Linked DNA regions of Homo sapiens: region 2 is linked to region 1. A link is a loop called in an ENCODE intact Hi-C map of the cell type or tissue named here. Cell type or tissue: Caco-2. All regions are shown on one strand. Links, peaks and the distances in the headings refer to the core of each region. The heading gives the core; the rest is flanking DNA.

Region 1 (5,397 bases), core at 266-5,265:
TTAAAATCTAAAACTTGCCCTATGCATACCTTCCCTCCCTCATTACAATACTAGTTCATAGGGTTTGATTTTGTAGAGCTTTGTTAAAGAAGTTTAGATTTAATAATTTTAAATGAGTCATTGATTATTTTGTTCTGATAAGTCAATATTTTAAGATGATGTTCTTGTTCATGGATTCAATGAGCATAAAATTTGTGGCTGGAATTGATTGGGAGCAGATAGAAGGACTCAGAGTTGTACTAGCCAATAATCCAGCCATGGTGTGATGGGATATTCACACGGCTCCCCCTGCCTATGTCCTTTTTTGGAATGAGAAAAGAAAAAGTTGTATCAGTGGTTTACAATATTTATGGTAGCTATCGGCAATGCACATTGAATGAGCAAACTGCTAGATGCTATTCTTCACTCAATGTGCTCGCTTAAGCAAATAATAAGAAAAATATATTTGAAAAGGGAAGACAAAGTTTGATCATAAATATATTCTTTCTGAACTTCTGCTTTCTGGTCATGTAATTCACTTTGGGGATTACAAAGGAAAAGTGAAAGTAGAGTCAAATTATTAAGTAATGCGTTATTAAGGAAGTCAGATGTGTCAGGTTGGGGATGTTCTGGCACAAAGTTAAAAAATAACTTATGTCCTGGTCCTGGTGCTGGTACCAATTGACTGTGTGATATTTGGCAAAACGCTTAGGTCTATAATTTTTTCAGCTATAAAAAAAGATATTCAATAATAAAAACTTTAAGATTTCTTCTTGTTCTAAAATTCTATGATTATAAAATACATAAATAATGGCTGAATTTAGAGAAAATTCATTCTTTCCTCTTTTATTCAAGCATTATCCATCATTCTTCAACCATTGTCAATTTTTCATGTGTACTTATATTTTATTAATCTATTGCACATGTGAACCTATCTCAAAGCCTGTTTAAGAGGAAGCAGCATATGAATAAATATTTACTATATGGTATTTAACTGTAATACAGAATAAATAAAACCAAATATAATAATAACCATTATTTCTTAGTAAAATGCATATGATCAAAATTACATTTTTTTGGAGTTGTAATATTGCAATGTTTTGAAAGCAATAAGATATTTTCACACTGAGGAAGCCAAGTTCAGTTGTTTGTTGATAATTTGAGGAAGTGCACATATAAGTCACATATAGAAGGCACCATTAACTTCTCTGGTGAAGAAAGGCATTAGTATGGGGAATTCAAAAACAATTACATTATATCTTACTCTGAATGGAGTTTACAAAATTATGCTTAAACATGTCAATGTCTAGTGTCTTAAGGACTAACGATACTTCAAATTACATAATGGGATTCCAATCCAGTTTAGTTTCACATGCAACCAGAGCTCTGAAGAGAATGAAAATTATCACCTCTAATTCCAAGCAAAACTGACTTCCTTATTTCTTCAAGTTTACTTTCTCTAAGCAATTAATATTTTCATTTAAATAACACTTTCTGTGGATTAGAGAAAGCTTGGTGTCAGAGACTTGTATTTAAGTTCTGACATCTTCTTTTACTAGCCATGAGACATTGAGCAAGGCCATAAATTCTTTGAACTTCAATATCATCATTTGGCAAGTAAAATTTATAATAGAGTGATAACTATACTATGTTCTTCAAAGGGATATGGCTAAGATATAACAAAATTGTTCGTGTGGAAATTATTTTGAAAACTAAGTTTATAATGACTTACCAGGGATAACATAAAACAAAATGTAACAATATAAAGAAACAAGTGACATTTGCTGAATTAATTATATTAAATACAAATGCTATGAAGTAAACTGAATTAAAACAAAACAAAACAAAATATGACTTTACCTTCAAGGATGACATGATCTGCCTTTGAAAACATATAGGCAAGAACAACTAATATTCTTCAACTAACACCATAGAAGTTTGTATAAATCTCTAAAACTCTCTGCAGCTCAGTTTTCCTTAGCTATAAAGAGTGAGTATTGGTTTGGTAGTCCCCATGTTTTCTGGAAGTCCTTAACGTATTATTTGAGGAGACTATTTGGAAGAAAGCTGACATTTTTAAAAAGATTTGGCATTAATGTAAGAAAATGTTGTAGTATATCTTAATTGCAGAAACAAGAATTGAAAAGAACAATAGTATCTTTAAATCATATCAATCTCTAAGAATAGTGAGTAGAATGATTGACTAAATAACCTACAAATGAATAACACTCGATAGTGACTTGGATGTTTATGATAACCATGACAACAAAACACCATGTTGCTAACCTATTAAGAGTTTCTTTAAAAATGTAAAGTACTGTGAGCCATCATGAAAAACTGCTAGGTTTTCAATTAAACTCTCAACTTTGGCATGTGTGCTTCATAAGACCATAAAATGGGCACTGTACTTTGCACGGTGCCATGTGATACTGTTTTCAGTAACCAGAGCACTAAAATTCTGCAAGTAGCATCAGTCCTAGGCTGTCAGGCAGAACAAGGCACGGGTGCTTCATCTTGAGGGAGTGGAACTCTGCATTTTTCAAATCAAGTCTGTAATAAAAATGATCCCTTAGACCATATAGTGCTATATATATCTATATCTATATAATCTCATATGATGCTGCCAAGTAGGTACAATAGGTAGAATTCTCCAATTGTATAGATGAGGGAAAACAACACATGTGACTGAGGTTATGTAGCAAATAAATGACAGAGCCAGAACTAGACCTTGTATTTTTTAACCTACAGTCTAATCTTGTGTTCTGTATGCTTGTTTGTTTTCCTGCTCCAGACTTGTCAACAATAATTATGGCTATTATTTTCCGAGCACTTAACTACGTGTCAGGCACGATGCCGAGTTTTTCAGATACTCCCTTTCTTGTAATCAATTTTTTGTCTTTGCTGCCCCCTCTGTCAGAAAGAAAAAAAAAACTCATTGTATTTAATAAGCAAGGAAACTGAAGCTTGGGTAGAAGAAACACAGCACCTTGACGATGGTCACATAGCTACCAAGAGGTAGAGCCTGGACCCACAGTCATGTCTGCCTGTCTTCAGCTTTTCCTATCCCCTCACTTGGGCAGCTTGTATATCTCTGGCAGCTGCCATCTCAGAAGTTTCTTCCTCAAGAGGTTGTGTTTCCTTGAAACAAAAAGCAGTTTGACTTAGAAATATCAAGACAGTGCAATGAAAGACCTTGCACTATTGCCCTTTTAGGGTCTATGATATCTAAGATTGGAGTGTGATATTATTTTATGTGACCTATACATGCTGAGTTTAAATCTCATGCCAGTCATTTTGGAGCTGAGCTCTCTATAAGGCAGTTTTTCTCAATTTCTACACTACTAAACATACTCAGTAACTGTGGATAGGGTTCTATGCATATCTACCTTCGGTCTTCCTCTTGTTTCACATGCTCAGAAGGATTTTTCTCCTGAACATTGACAAATATTATTTTAAAACTTTCACACAATTCAGGATGCTCAAATATATTTCTCATTGTATTTGAGCATCTTAGAAACTAAGATACTCTTGAAAAACATTAATTCCATCTTCCACTACAAGTGCTTATTCCGCCCCTTCTTTCTTTTTCCTTCCTACCTTCTTTCCTCCCTCCCACCATTCCTTTCTTCATTCCTGCCTTCCATTCTTCCATGTAATAATAATTCAGTGTGGCTGCTAATCATGAATGTGATCTTTGAGAACTCACTGTTTAGCTGAGGCAAGAGCCCATGTAGGTGTTAAACAACTAACATGTAAGAGTAACAATGTGTCACAGAACATACATAATGTATATTTTAATGTCAACTCACAGAGATCATAAAGAACAATTTCCTAAGAAACACCTGAACTGACTCCAGTAGAACCAAAATACATAAAGAAGGAAGGGGAGAGGAGAAAATTTTGTAAATTTCAAAGAGAAATCAATAGATTAATGTTAATTCAGTCTCACCTCCCAGCAAATCATTCTACTCTGTTGCTAAGCAGTAAGTACAGACCATATGCACTTCTCCAGTCTAATATGTAGTCTCAAACCTCTTTTTCTTTGCCTCTGCTGTCCCCTCTGCCTGGAATAGACTCCCAACCTCCCATGCAAACCCTCCTGACTATTTTTGAAGGTCAGCTCAAGGGTAAGTCTATACCATCCTCTAGCCTCTCACAGTGTGTTGCACACAACTCCACTGTAACGGTCACCACTTTGCTGTGTAAATGCTTGTTCCTGCTCTCTCTGTGCCATACTGTGTTATCTGCTGTTTCAATCCCAGAACATCAACAGTGTGGAGCATTTAGTAAATACTCAAGATATGTTTCAGGATTAGATAATTCTATAAAAGCCTGTGTCAACTTGTTCTATATAATAATTTGGGTATTAGGATAGTGCCTGTAAGTGTTAAAGGCTCCATGTAATTCAGACTGTTCTCAAAAATATTTACTCTGTGGTTCGACTCTGAGTAAAATAATGACAAAGAAAATGGCTGAGAATACGAGAACCCACACTATGGAAGGAACTACATGCAATGAAAATAGCTAACTGAAACATAAATATGCACAGAAAGAGATAAATGAGGCATTCATACAACAACAGTGTCTGAGTCTACCACAAGTGGGTTATGATTACAGGACGCTGTGGAGCAGCATGAATAAAAGATTAAGTGGTGCATATTTTAGGTAGGTGGATGGGTGAACATTGCAGAGAACTGGTTTTAAAAAAAAGCAAGAATATTCAGATTAGGTATTCAGAAATACCTAATATAAATAATTCATTTTCCTCTGAGAGTGAAACCCAAAAATGACAGTCACTAAAAGTATATTTACATGACACCTTAAACAAATTTTGTGTAATGTTTTTATAATAAAAAAATGAAGCAATCTCTAGATGGAAAAGGTATTTCACACAATGTGTACCACCAATATACAGAGACTGTGTAGAAGTGAGAGTGACCATAAAGGTTTCCCCACTTCATGGTAGGTCAAAACCTAGCAGAGACTGTGTTTAGAATAAAATAGAGTATGCAATAGGTACTCATTATTCTCACTTATGCTGACTTTCCAAATCATCCCTGGTAGTAAAGACCTCTGGCTACTTTCCAAGAAATTAGCAAAAGAAGGGAATAGAATCACTGGATGTTAGAGCTTGAAGATTTTGAGGTTCTTTTGCCACCCTTATTTTCAGATGAGGATATCTTTCACAGGCCAGAAAAGTAAAGAAATCTACCAGGTGGTCAATTATTCTAAAATGACAGAACTGGGGCTAAAATCCAGGATTCTCGATTCCCAGTCCAGTGCTCTTTCTTACACACTAAGCCATGCCAAAATCCACTCTAAAATAAAACCCTAAATCTACTAGCCTTAACATTTATAAGGTGTTTCCACAAGGACATAGGTTTTGCTCCATGCCTCATGTGAGGTCTTTGTTTCCTT
Region 2 (5,397 bases), core at 284-5,283, 69 kb before region 1:
ATTGTGAGCCAATATGCATTCTTCTTAGTTGCAAAGTAATAAAATATTAAGCCAGGCAGATTCTGTCCGGAATACAAATCCTGTTCCCCAGCATGCCCTAAAGCTGGATGTGGCCATGAGAATAAGAACTAGTCCATGTTTCATAGGGCAGCTTTTAGTGGTGTTCTTTGTTCTCTCCCTTTTTATCCCTTTCTTCACTGCCTGGAACAAGGACATCATCACCTTGCTCCATGCAATGAGCATCGCATCCTGGGGGCAGGAACTCAGGTTTCTAATTAAAGTGTTGAGGCAAAATAAAAGCATTTTCAATTTAAGACTGAAAATTTTTTCTTCTCTCATACTCCTGAGAAAAATAGCAAGAGACGCACTCCAACAAAATAGGAAAAATAATTCAAGGAAGATAGGGGATTTAAGAATGCTAACAGCTAACTTTGTGGTAGGGAAGTATATTGAAATTCTGTTGGAGGAGCAGACCTTCACTGAAGTAGGAGCTCTACAGAAATGCCCTTATGTAGAAAATTAAAGCTCTTTAGAAATGCCATCATGTAGAAAATAGATTCCATAATTTCAACACTATAAATAAGATAGGAAAGCTATGTGATAGGATGAAAGCAATGTACATTATTTGGGTGACGGCTACACTAAAAACCTAGACATCACCGCTACACAATATACCCATGTAACAAAACTTCACTTGTACTGCCTAAATCTATATAAAAAAATTTTTAAAGAAAAAATAAATAAGCAAATTAGTGAATCTGCTTGTCAAGAATTGACAAGATGGAAGAAAGACATTTTATGTGATCAATCTTGACAGTTAGAAGTTGTTGTTCAAATGGAAAGGATTTGGTGATATAGAATCACATATATGTTACAATTTCCCCTATTGTTCTACATATTAATTGGTTCCTCAATAAACAACATGTTGATTATATTTATCAGTTTTTCATTTACAGATTTAACATGGCTACGAATTAGAGAAGACTGGATTTTAGCTACAGAAAAATGTAAGTATTCTCTACCCTCAAAACAAAAAAGCAATATATATTCCTGACAATTTTAAAGGAGGGTGTGAGGAGGAAAAGTGATAGAATGATAAATATGCAAATATCTTCATTTTACATAATAGGGAGTCGAGGACGCTGTCTAAAATTGATGCAACAAAAAATTTAGTATATTATAAATTTATATAAGAAGTATAGTTCTAATAGAATCATCAAAACCAGCAAAAGTATGAGGATGACAGATAGTGTAAGTCAACTAACATTAACTCCTCAATTGTCATTGTGGAAAGTAAATAGATATTGTCTGAATTTGATAGATCATTGTGGAAAGTAAATAGATATTGTCTGAATTTGATAGATCAAGAAATAGAATTATACACATTTTATTAATAGTCGAGGTGACCACTGAAAGAAATAAAATTAGATATGCTTATAAGTATATTGCTGGGGAGTAAAAGTGGGGAAGAAAAGAAAAGGGGAACCTGTTCCTTTTCATTTATGTAATCCTGTGCTCTTTTTTGTAACTATATAAATATATTATTCTGAAAAAATAGAAGTAATAGAAGCCATTTTTCTAATACTGTAGACTCATAATATTAAACCCTGTGTTGGTAAAATTTCAGGCTCAGGCATGGGCAATGATTTGGTCTGATTTATCTCAATACATTTCAACCAATATTTGTTAAGTTTCTACTCTGCTAAGCCTATTCCATTCTTCTTGAAATCTCTGCTTAAATGTTTTTTTCCTCCAAGAGGCTATTTCTAGCTTTTTAGTTTAGGTTATATTTTCCTAATCTCTGTTCCCATTTTACGTGTTTATTTATTGCCTGCATTCCCTCCTAGACTTTAAGCTCTGTAAAGGTAGGTACCACCACTTTTATTTAGTTTTATCCTGCTCCACAATAGAATTAAATCATCTTCTGAAGTGCAGCATCAAATAAAGGCAGAACTGAACACTGGCGAGTGACTCAGAGATTCAGAGTGCTTTAGCAAAAGAAGGTGAAAGTCATGAAGTAAAAGAGGCATTTAAAAGTGGTATAGGCAGCATTGTATCTTAACATACTGACAATAATAACATAGTCTAGATGGACATCTTTTAAGGATTCCTGCACTGAAGCAATGTATACTGAATACCTAAGAAGTTTTAGAAAAGATGAATCTTAGAGTCTTTCTTCATCTTTACAACACGGTTAGTTACGTGTAACTTTTCCAATTTTGTAGTAAGGTCATGCTGGGCTGAGAGTGGCTCAGTAATTTGCTGTATGTCATACAGCAAAAAAAATTTACAGTCTTATTTTCAATTCACATGTACCTTATTTCAAAGCCACATTGCCCTTAAACTTTTAAAACTCATATTATTTTATAACACCCTAAAATTTGCCCTTAAAGAAAATATATATCCTATGACCCGACCCAATTACTGAATGTACCAAACAACAAACAAACAAACAAAAAACTCGGTAGCAGCCATAACCAAGTCCAGATGCTCAGTCTCCTTTGAGTAACAGGATACTTATTTAGCAAAGTCTCATGAACTTTTATATTTAGATTAGCTAGTAATTTGTGCTCTTGCTGTTGTGGTCTGTAAGTTGAATAGAAGGAAACCAAAATAGCTTTCATTTTTTGTCCCATTTCTGTCTGTACTTACCATGACAGTTACTGCAGAACAAGTGCTGTTCCAAATGATTTTTCAGCAAAAGGTCATCTTATCAGATGCTAGGCATTTAGTTCTGTGTATGTTTTTCTGCTTTGACTACGATTGTGAAAATGAGGCTGTTTCTGTCCAGTAGAAACCTTTGAAAGACTGTGTTATGAGTCTAAACTTGACAATCTACCTGTTAAAACAGTAAAAATGACTTTTCTGGTTTTTAATTTAGAAACCTTTTTCTCGGCCATGACTCCTAAATAAAAATCCTTCGAAATAACATTTCTAACCTCTGCAGATTATAAAAATAATATATGATCATTGTAAAAAACTTACAATACACAAAAAATATAAGTAAATTTTCAGTGGTTTTACAAATACACCTTTAGTAAGTTTTTAATAACCTTCAATGTAAGTATTAATAATGTCACAATAGAGAAATTTACAGATGACAATACATCACCAGAATTACATTTAGATACCTCAAATGTAAATATGGTTGAGGCATTGTAGCCCCTGAACTGAAAATAGTTGGATAAATACTCAAATTTGGATAGCAGAAGTACTGCTTAAAAAAAAAAAAAAAAAGCTCTCACCATCATTATTTTCTCTCTTTCCTGCAGCATTATTCCATTGTCATGATGAAAAAGCAGAGTGTCAGATTTAACCAATGTCATATACCTACTACTGAAAAAGAGACTTGACGACAGTCCTCTGACTTCGGAGTTTGACCCCACATTCCTTAGTCTGTACAGCACCTGTCTGATATGGAAAATGAGTCTGCCTGCATTGTATGACTTATGGCACACCCATCAGCCCCTGTACGCCTATTACTTCATTTTTGGTCTTCCTGTGGTAAATATTAGAGTTAGTCCATTGAGTTGAAAAATATTTAAAAATTTCTCTGCATTTTAAGCATTGTGGCTGTTAAAAGTAACATTAGTTATTAACCTACTGAAAATTTCTTTTCAACTAGTTCTTTATTTCATTTCAACCACTGTTCCCACTGTCACTGCCTTAGTTCAGGCTCTCAAAATTACTCTTCTGCATAATTATAATAGCAATCATTTATTCACTTAATAACTATTTATAACTACTATATTCCAGGCACTGTGTTTGGTGATAGTAATTAAAAAAAGACATGTTTCCAGTTCTTAAATTATATTGATAAGCTTATGAAATTTCAGCCTCTTAGAGGAGGAATCCTAAGTGGGATCTAAGCCTCCATTCTTACCCTGCCTATATCCTTCATGCTGCTGGATCATCTTTCTTTTGTGTTTAAAAGCTGTCTTTGACTTCCCATTTAAGCTTGTTGCAGGATAAGAGCTGGGACTCAGGAGAGAGATAGAGGCTTGGCTCTTACCACTTATTAGCTATGTGATCTGAATCCATTTATATAAACTTTTCAGTTTCTTATGGTTTCTGTCTTAGTCTGTTTTGCATTGCTATAACATAATACCACGCACTGGGTAGTTTATAAAGAAAAAAATAATTTCTCACAGTTCTGGAGGCTGGAAAATCCAATGTCTAGACGCTGGCACCTGGTGAGGGTCTTCTTGCTGCAACATCTCATGGCAGAAGGCAGAAAGGCAACAAAGCATGCACATGAGAGAGGAAAGAGGCGGAAGTAATTTTTTTGTAAGGAACCCACTCCTGTGCCAACTAACCCACTCCCATGATAACAGCATTCACCCAATTACAAGGGCAGAGACCTCATGAACTAATCACCTATTCAAGGTCTCACCTCTCAACATAGTTGCATAATGAATTGTTTCCAACACACAAACTTTGGAGGAAACGTTCAAACCATAGCAGTTTCTAAGCTCATTTGTCATTTTAATAAGTATTTTCTTCTTGTAGACTTGGTGTGGGGATTAAATTAAATAATGTATATAAAGCACATAACAAAGTGTCTGAAAAACAGTAAGTGTGCAATGAATGTTCAACATTATTGTCATTTAATGAACTTGTCCTTCTCTCTGCAGCCTTTCCTCTCATCCTTTCCCCAAATGACCCCTACTACTGACTATACCAAATTACTTGTAGAATTAACATACAGAGTCCCTCATGCCCTATATATTGCCATAGAATCACATGGGGGGGGACAATTGATACCATTAATTTAGTTAATTGAATCAGTTACTTGATAAACAACAGTAAGCAAAGATTAATGAGGTACAGTAAATTTTCGGACATGGCAAGATGCTCTTTGTCAGCATCTAAAACTAGAATATACTCATGGAATAATAATTTCTCCTTCTTGAAGCTTGAGTAGGAAAGAGCATATTTCAGAAGACAATAAACTGGTGAGATATAATTAATTTTAAATATTCTAGGACCTTGCTCTTCAAAGTGTAGTCCCTGAAACTACAATATCTACTTCTCATAGAGGCTTATTAGAAATCACAATTTCATGTCTCACCCTAAATCTACTGAATTTAATCTGCATTTTAACATGATATTCAAGTGATTAATACAACATTAAAGATTGAGAAGAAATACTGTCTGGGACAGTGGTTGCCAAACTTGGCCACACAGTAGAATCAATTGAGCAGCTCATAAACACAACACACACGATTTTCAGGATCCAAACTCAGAGGCTCTACTTTAATTGAGAAGAGTTTAAGGATAGGTATTGTTTAAAGCTTTTCAGGTAATTCTAAAGTATAGCTGTGGTTGAGAATCAGCGCTGGGAACGTATAGCTATATCATGCAGCAATAGAACCCCAGTATTTCCCTAGAGCACTT

The links. Hi-C counts contacts between places; a loop is a spot of excess contacts. Peaks named below come from ENCODE experiments on the same cell type or tissue, not always from the same donor. Only the 100,000 strongest peaks of a DNase experiment are listed, where the experiment ranks them.
Region 2: a loop joins it to region 1, with 2.2 times the contacts of the local background. A loop is called at or near these places in 2 of 110 quality-filtered maps.

The regions. Positions count from the first base shown.
Region 1 is chr11:89,611,774-89,617,170 of GRCh38, forward strand. No RefSeq gene overlaps it. Among named protein-coding and RNA genes, the nearest start is that of TRIM77, 96 kb to the right of the region's middle. RefSeq lists a silencer at 2,768-3,062. In Caco-2, for the core only: a CTCF peak has its summit at 2,816; no DNase peak of the experiment used is centred there.
Region 2 is chr11:89,542,488-89,547,884 of GRCh38, forward strand. It overlaps a transcript of NOX4 not described here. Among named protein-coding and RNA genes, the nearest start is that of NOX4, 54 kb to the left of the region's middle. In Caco-2, for the core only: no CTCF peak of the experiment used is centred there; a DNase peak (open chromatin) is centred at 3,394.